2 separate regions of the Mus musculus genome follow, and region 2 is linked to region 1. A link is a loop called in an ENCODE intact Hi-C map of the cell type or tissue named here. Cell type or tissue: heart. All regions are shown on one strand. Each heading gives the region's core, and the rest is flanking DNA. Links, peaks and the distances in the headings are about the cores only.

Region 1 (2,916 bases), core at 221-2,720:
AGCTAATGTGGTACTTGCCAATCTCAACCTTTTGAGCTAGCATTCATAGTGGAAAGACAGTGCATAACATTTGTGTTATTCTTGCTTATCAAACAGGCCTCTTTATTCAGTTATATGTGAATAAATATTTTATTATAAAAATAAATTTTTAAATAGTATTTTGATAACATGCCAAAAAATTTGTCCAGGAAACCCCAAATCATGCACAATTAACCTGAAACTAGATTCTTCATCTTTAAAAAGAGAGTCCTACTACTGTCATCACAGAGATCATGGAAAGGCTGAAGACCGTGTTTGGTTGTGAATCACTTAATCGAACATCTAGGTCACATAGTAGGCTCTTAATAAGTGTTACTGAAGTCAAGTGTCCACTGCCTTTTCTCATTTAGAAAGCTCTGGGATCTCCAGAGTTATGTACTTCTAGGGAAATTCCATCCCCAAGGCCCCCTAGTCTTGGCAGAAGCACTTCTCAGCTGTAGCGTAGACTGTCCTGTCACCCAGCATCTTCAAATTAGTAAGTCTGGGAAACTATCCTGGGATAATTCAGGTCAAAGTTCAAAATTCATGTAGATATCACTGACTGTAAAAGCCTAAATTACATTTGAAATCTTAAGTCCAAGGCAATTCAGGGAAATGTAGCTCCTAACTTTGTTGGGTCTGAAATAAAAGAACAGCAAAAGGAGTTTGGACTGGAAGTTGAGGAGGTAAACATACCGTGCTACTGTTGTTCAATAAAACCATATGCTATGGGATTCAGAAGTAGTAGATGTCTTTTGTTTGTTACTAGTGTTCAGTTTTTACTCTCTAATTTTGCCGGAGCCAGCTCCTCATATCTGAAGGAACTCCAGCATCGTTGAGTCAACTGAATAGAAGCAGAAACATACAGGTAAAGGAACTTCCAAATGCTGCTGGGACCAAGTAAAAAGTAAACTGAAGAGTGGTTTGTGAACCTTCGCAAGACAGCATTACTGATGCGGTTTGAGTGGAAACCAGGTTAGAACTGTTTGAGGGGTGATGGTGGAGCAAGAAATGGAGACAGCAAGAACAGACAAAGCTCCTGAGCTGTCTGACTATAGAAGGGGAGACACTGTAGAAGAAGAGACAGAACAGCTTCAGAGAGCTTCGGGGTTCTGCTGATGGCCAGTCCAGCCAGCCTAGATTTCGAATTCAATACCTTTGGATATCTCTGAACATCCTGTCCCAGAAGTGTACTGAGGAGGGCTGTATTAAGGACACACAGTTCAGTATGTTCTCTGTCCCAGATATGTTAAGATCTATTCCTACAGGAAGGAAGCCAAATGAAAAAATGAGTTGGCCAGACACTCTTGTATTTTTAACCTTTACCCTGACTTTTCCATTTTCCTCAAAAAAAATGCTCTTAAGCAAATTGAGGCTAATGCCATTAGCAGATGGAGGACTATTAGCCAGTTTAGAGTCAAGTGCAAGCCCACCCATAGCAGAGGTCCTACGGTAAGCATCTTTATGGACTTCTTCCTAGCTCTATTTTGTGCTCCTCCCTTATTTTCATTCTTAAGTATCCACTCTCTTGTTAGCAGCTTAATATGTTCTTACACATCATTTTAAAATCTATATGGAAGAAAACAACAGTATAATAGATATATAAAGATATGATCCCTTCCCCTTCCCTGATACTAATTCTGTAACTGTCTCAATGGAAACCACAGGTTATCTATAGACTTGTGTTTTATGACCAACTTTGCTAGAGACCCTTTTCCACTAAAGGAAGGAACACAATGTTCTTCTATCACAAAAACATGTAGTTTTAGGACAGTGGGCTCTGCAATCGCAATCCAGCTCTTGGTCCAGAAAGACTGGAGTCAGACTGGACTGATTCTCCGAGGGCTGTGCCTGTGTGCAAGCAGACGCATCCCCTTGGCAATCAATCACTCTGAAAACAGTTTGCAGACAAAGGAATCTCATGTCCTAACAGATAGTTTGTACAAAATCATTATGTGCATACTTACACTTTTATTTTCAATCATTCATTCAGCCCCACATGTGTCAAGCTAAATATGTCACATTCTGCCCCAAATGTGTCATAGTCAGCTCCAAATGCATGAAATAGTGAAAACACAATTTAAGCCCAGCATTGAGGCAAATACCCAGTTAACATGTGCTTCATTTCCAGGGAAACTTGGGTCTCCTGGGCAGAAATTATAAAGAAAAATACTAAAAATTTATAGCAAGATAATTTTAGCTTAGGATATTATAGCTTACTTTTAGACCTAGGATATAAATCAAGAAGCATATAAACAAAAACCATAAAAAGGATGCTTGCTTGCCTCTGTTACAACTCACTTATTCGAAAAAAGAAAATAATTAGCTTGTAGGGCCTAATTACTCTTTTATAACTTTTGTTTAAATACATTTAATTGAATTTGTCTAGAGAAAAAAAATACAGAACTTGAAGCATTTTCCACAATCATGTTGATTTTTCCATCAAAGCTCCTGGCTTTCTCACCAGGCATTCTAATTTGTAATAATACGGTCCTATTTTTCATTTTAGGCTTTACCCCATAGTTCCAGAGTCTAGAATTAACCCCTATATCACAAAACTGAGCACAGGAGCTTCTCCAAACCCTCCTATGACTTCTGTCACATACTCTCTTGCTGTTCTAGTTCTAAGATAAATTTTGTTTAGCCTCCACTATCAATTCATCTGTACCTGTCTTGGGTATTGTTCATCTCATAGCCTATTTACCCACATAGTTATTTATGTTCACATAAAACCTATGAATGATGCATCTGTGAACCATGCATTGTGCACTCTGGTACCACCATTGACATAGTTTATATATGCTACTTAATTTCAGATAAATTGAATTCATTTAGGTAAGAAGCTTTCTGAAACCGGAAGTGTGAGATTTTTGGGAATTGAAATCGAACCTTTTGTTT
Region 2 (2,916 bases), core at 233-2,732, 230 kb before region 1:
GTGCTATTACTGTAGGTGAGGATCTGGAATCAGATACCTGCCAGTTGGCCAGTGGCACCCTCAGGGTTCTCCTTATGCCTCACCCTAAAGGAGTGCTCTAGGGTCTAAGCTGCAGGCAGTGGCTCCAGTGGCAGTGGGTGTTGAGCTGAGGACAGAGCTGTTAATTCTCAGAGACAGCATTGTGAAAGAACTGAGCTACTTAGTAGCTCCCCGTGGCTAGTGTGTCTTTCTGTATGAGCAAGCGACTTCTTATGGAGGCTCAAACCTCTCCAGACATTTACGGAATTAACATTCCAAGCTAATTCCGAAACCCAGCCCAGTCCTGAGAGGCTGCCAATGTACAGGGCTGCAGAAACTCCTCAGTGAAGAAAGCAATCCCTGGACCTCAGGAGAGGAGCCAGCCAGGAGCCCTCTCTGATCCCCTACTCTCTGCTACTACGGACACCCTGCCCAGAGATGCAGATGTAAGGTTGTTTTTGTTTGTTTGTTTTTCTTTCACCTTTCTAAGTGGCTCTCAAAAGCCTTTTAACAGACAAGAATGGAGGTTATCCCAGGACAGAACTCCTAGTTTATATTCATCAGATTACACTTGGCTGAGAGAACAGTTGCAGTTGGAAGCAGAATGCTGGGACTTAAGCACTGTGTGTGCTTTAGCTAGTCAGAGGGTCCTGAATTCCAGGAAGAAGGTTATAACAACTAACATTCACAGTTTATTGTCTGCCAGATGTTGCCATAAGGCTATTACATTATTGATAACAACACTTGGAGACAGGTACCATTTGAATCCTTCCATCTAACAGATGAGAAAGCTAAGGCACAAAAAACAAACAAACAAACAAAAAAACCAACTTGCCCAACGGCCAAGGCAGTAATTATAATTTAAATGCTCGTGATAAGTGTTATTGTGATTGTTCTCAGTTTGCAGACAAGAAAATGGAGTTTTAGTTGTCCAAGTATTTATCCAAGTTTGCACAATGTGAAGGGGTGGGTGGAATGGTCTACCTTTAACACTTAGGGACTTCAGCCAAGGTCATAGTACATAAACATAAATATACATATGAAGCTAATATTTAAATGTCTTCTGACTTCTTACATTGTCAGATAACAGCTGGAAGTCCACTCCAAAAGAATTTTCAGATGCAAACCATAAAGAGGCACTAGACATGGGCAGTCTGGCCCCAGCCCCTGGTGGAACAGACTTCTTTCCTGTATCTTGCTTTTGGGTATTACAGCAGTACCGTCCACTTTGGACATGGTCTCTGCAAACAGCTGACCCCAGGTTATCCCCAAATCCAGTGAACCTATACATCTTTGGGACTATTAAGTTAGGAAGAAAAGGGGCTGGTTGTCATCAGCAGGGAATTCTGGTCTCTGACCTGGACCATGAGTCTTGAGATACAGGTTCCAGGAGAATGTTTCTTGATGTGACTTTACTTAAAGCTTCCAAGATGGTCAGAGTGGTGCCCCAGGGTCTCATAATGAAAAGCTTCTTCAGAGGGTATGGGGTGAGAGTAAAGGCTTTTCTTATGTCCCAAGTTCAGTATCCTTGCTCTAGACAACTCCTGTACTATCATTCCTGTCTGAGCCATTGCCCACGGTTTTCAGGGGATCCGAAGTGAGTAGAGGCAACTATGGAAAGTCTGAAAGTCGGGGTGGGGCAGGGTTGTGAGGGGAGCAAGCGAGCTTGAGAGATTTCCTTTCTCCCACCCACACACTTCCTCTTTCCCACTGGCTCCTGCCTCCGGTCAGGGCTACACAAACACTGTTAGAGCAGATCCAAGTCAGGCCACACCCTTTCCTTGTTTACAGACGAACAGGAGGCAGAGAATGGGAATGGGAGACGCCCTGAAATGATTCTCTCAAAAACCGTTATTCTTAGCCAGGAATGAAGACTTCTTAAAAATTAACTGGCCCAGAGCAAAGCTCTTTCTTCCACAAAATTTTAGGGTAACAAGGGGGCCTGCATGCATGGCCAGCCTCTTGTCTCTGAAGCCACTTCCTAGCACCTGGCATGGACTATTTACACGGACTTAATCCTGTCAGTCTGTCAAGGATTCTAAATTTAGGTTCCATACATAAATACAATTTCCTGTGGTGTCTATTATAATTAAAATGTTCCATGGGCTTACTTTTGTGTTTGTTGGTGTTCAAATGAGGGACAAGCTACCGATTTATAGAACCAAATCTCCACACCCACTAACAAACACCTTCAAGCCCCCAGCATTCATTGCTGAGGAACAGGAGGCACTGGCTGTGGATCCAGATTGTGGCAGTGCTGAGGCCTTGTATCGAGTTCCACTAATTCCTGAATTATTCTCTCCTCCTCAGCTGCTAATGCTGTAGCACAGGAGAAATAAAGAGAGAGATCCTGTCTGTTTGAATACAAGAACTTTGGAATCCTGCTTCTGAACCCTAGAAACATTCCACACCAGCAGAAAAGAAAACGCAATGCTCTGTCAGGAAGGCAGGGCTAGAATGGGGCAGACAGTGATCAGATCAGCCAAAGAACAGGAACCAGAAAAGGGAGAGCAGTAAAGAATTGATCTTTCTTCCTTCTTATCTCTCTATCCACATCTGGTCTTCCCTCCCTTCCCCTCTTCTCTTTATACTTCTCTTTTCTCTTCCTTCCACCCATTCCCTCTTGCCCACCCTCCCTTTCTTCGCCCTCCCTCACTGTCTCAACACCACCTACCCTACTCCTTTAAATTCCCAGTGGCTTCCCAAGCAGCTTGGTTTGAGTCAGATGTCCATGTTCTGTTTAATCAGCTGTGACTTGAGGAATGGTGACAAGCACTGTTCCTATCTTGTGGCAAGAGAGAAGTCCTCAGATAAGCAGGAGTAGGCTTGCTCTGGAGAAGGATGTAGTCTGTCCCATCATGTAGCATGCACTTACTATAATGTTTTTATCACAACTAC

Evidence for each region. Hi-C counts contacts between places; a loop is a spot of excess contacts. Peaks named below come from ENCODE experiments on the same cell type or tissue, not always from the same donor. Only the 100,000 strongest peaks of a DNase experiment are listed, where the experiment ranks them.
Region 2: a loop joins it to region 1, with 9 times the contacts of the local background. A loop is called at or near these places in 3 of 42 quality-filtered maps.

Annotation. Positions count from the first base shown.
Region 1 is chr11:30,516,088-30,519,003 of GRCm38, forward strand. The region is part of intron 3 of Acyp2 (acylphosphatase 2, muscle type); the gene reads right to left. Among named protein-coding and RNA genes, the nearest start is that of 4930505A04Rik, 46 kb to the left of the region's middle. In heart, for the core only: no CTCF peak of the experiment used is centred there; a DNase peak (open chromatin) is centred at 1,204.
Region 2 is chr11:30,289,632-30,292,547 of GRCm38, forward strand. No RefSeq gene overlaps it. Among named protein-coding and RNA genes, the nearest start is that of Gm8098, 24 kb to the left of the region's middle. In heart, for the core only: no CTCF peak of the experiment used is centred there; DNase peaks (open chromatin) are centred at 350 and 1,710; H3K27ac peaks cover 1,552 bases.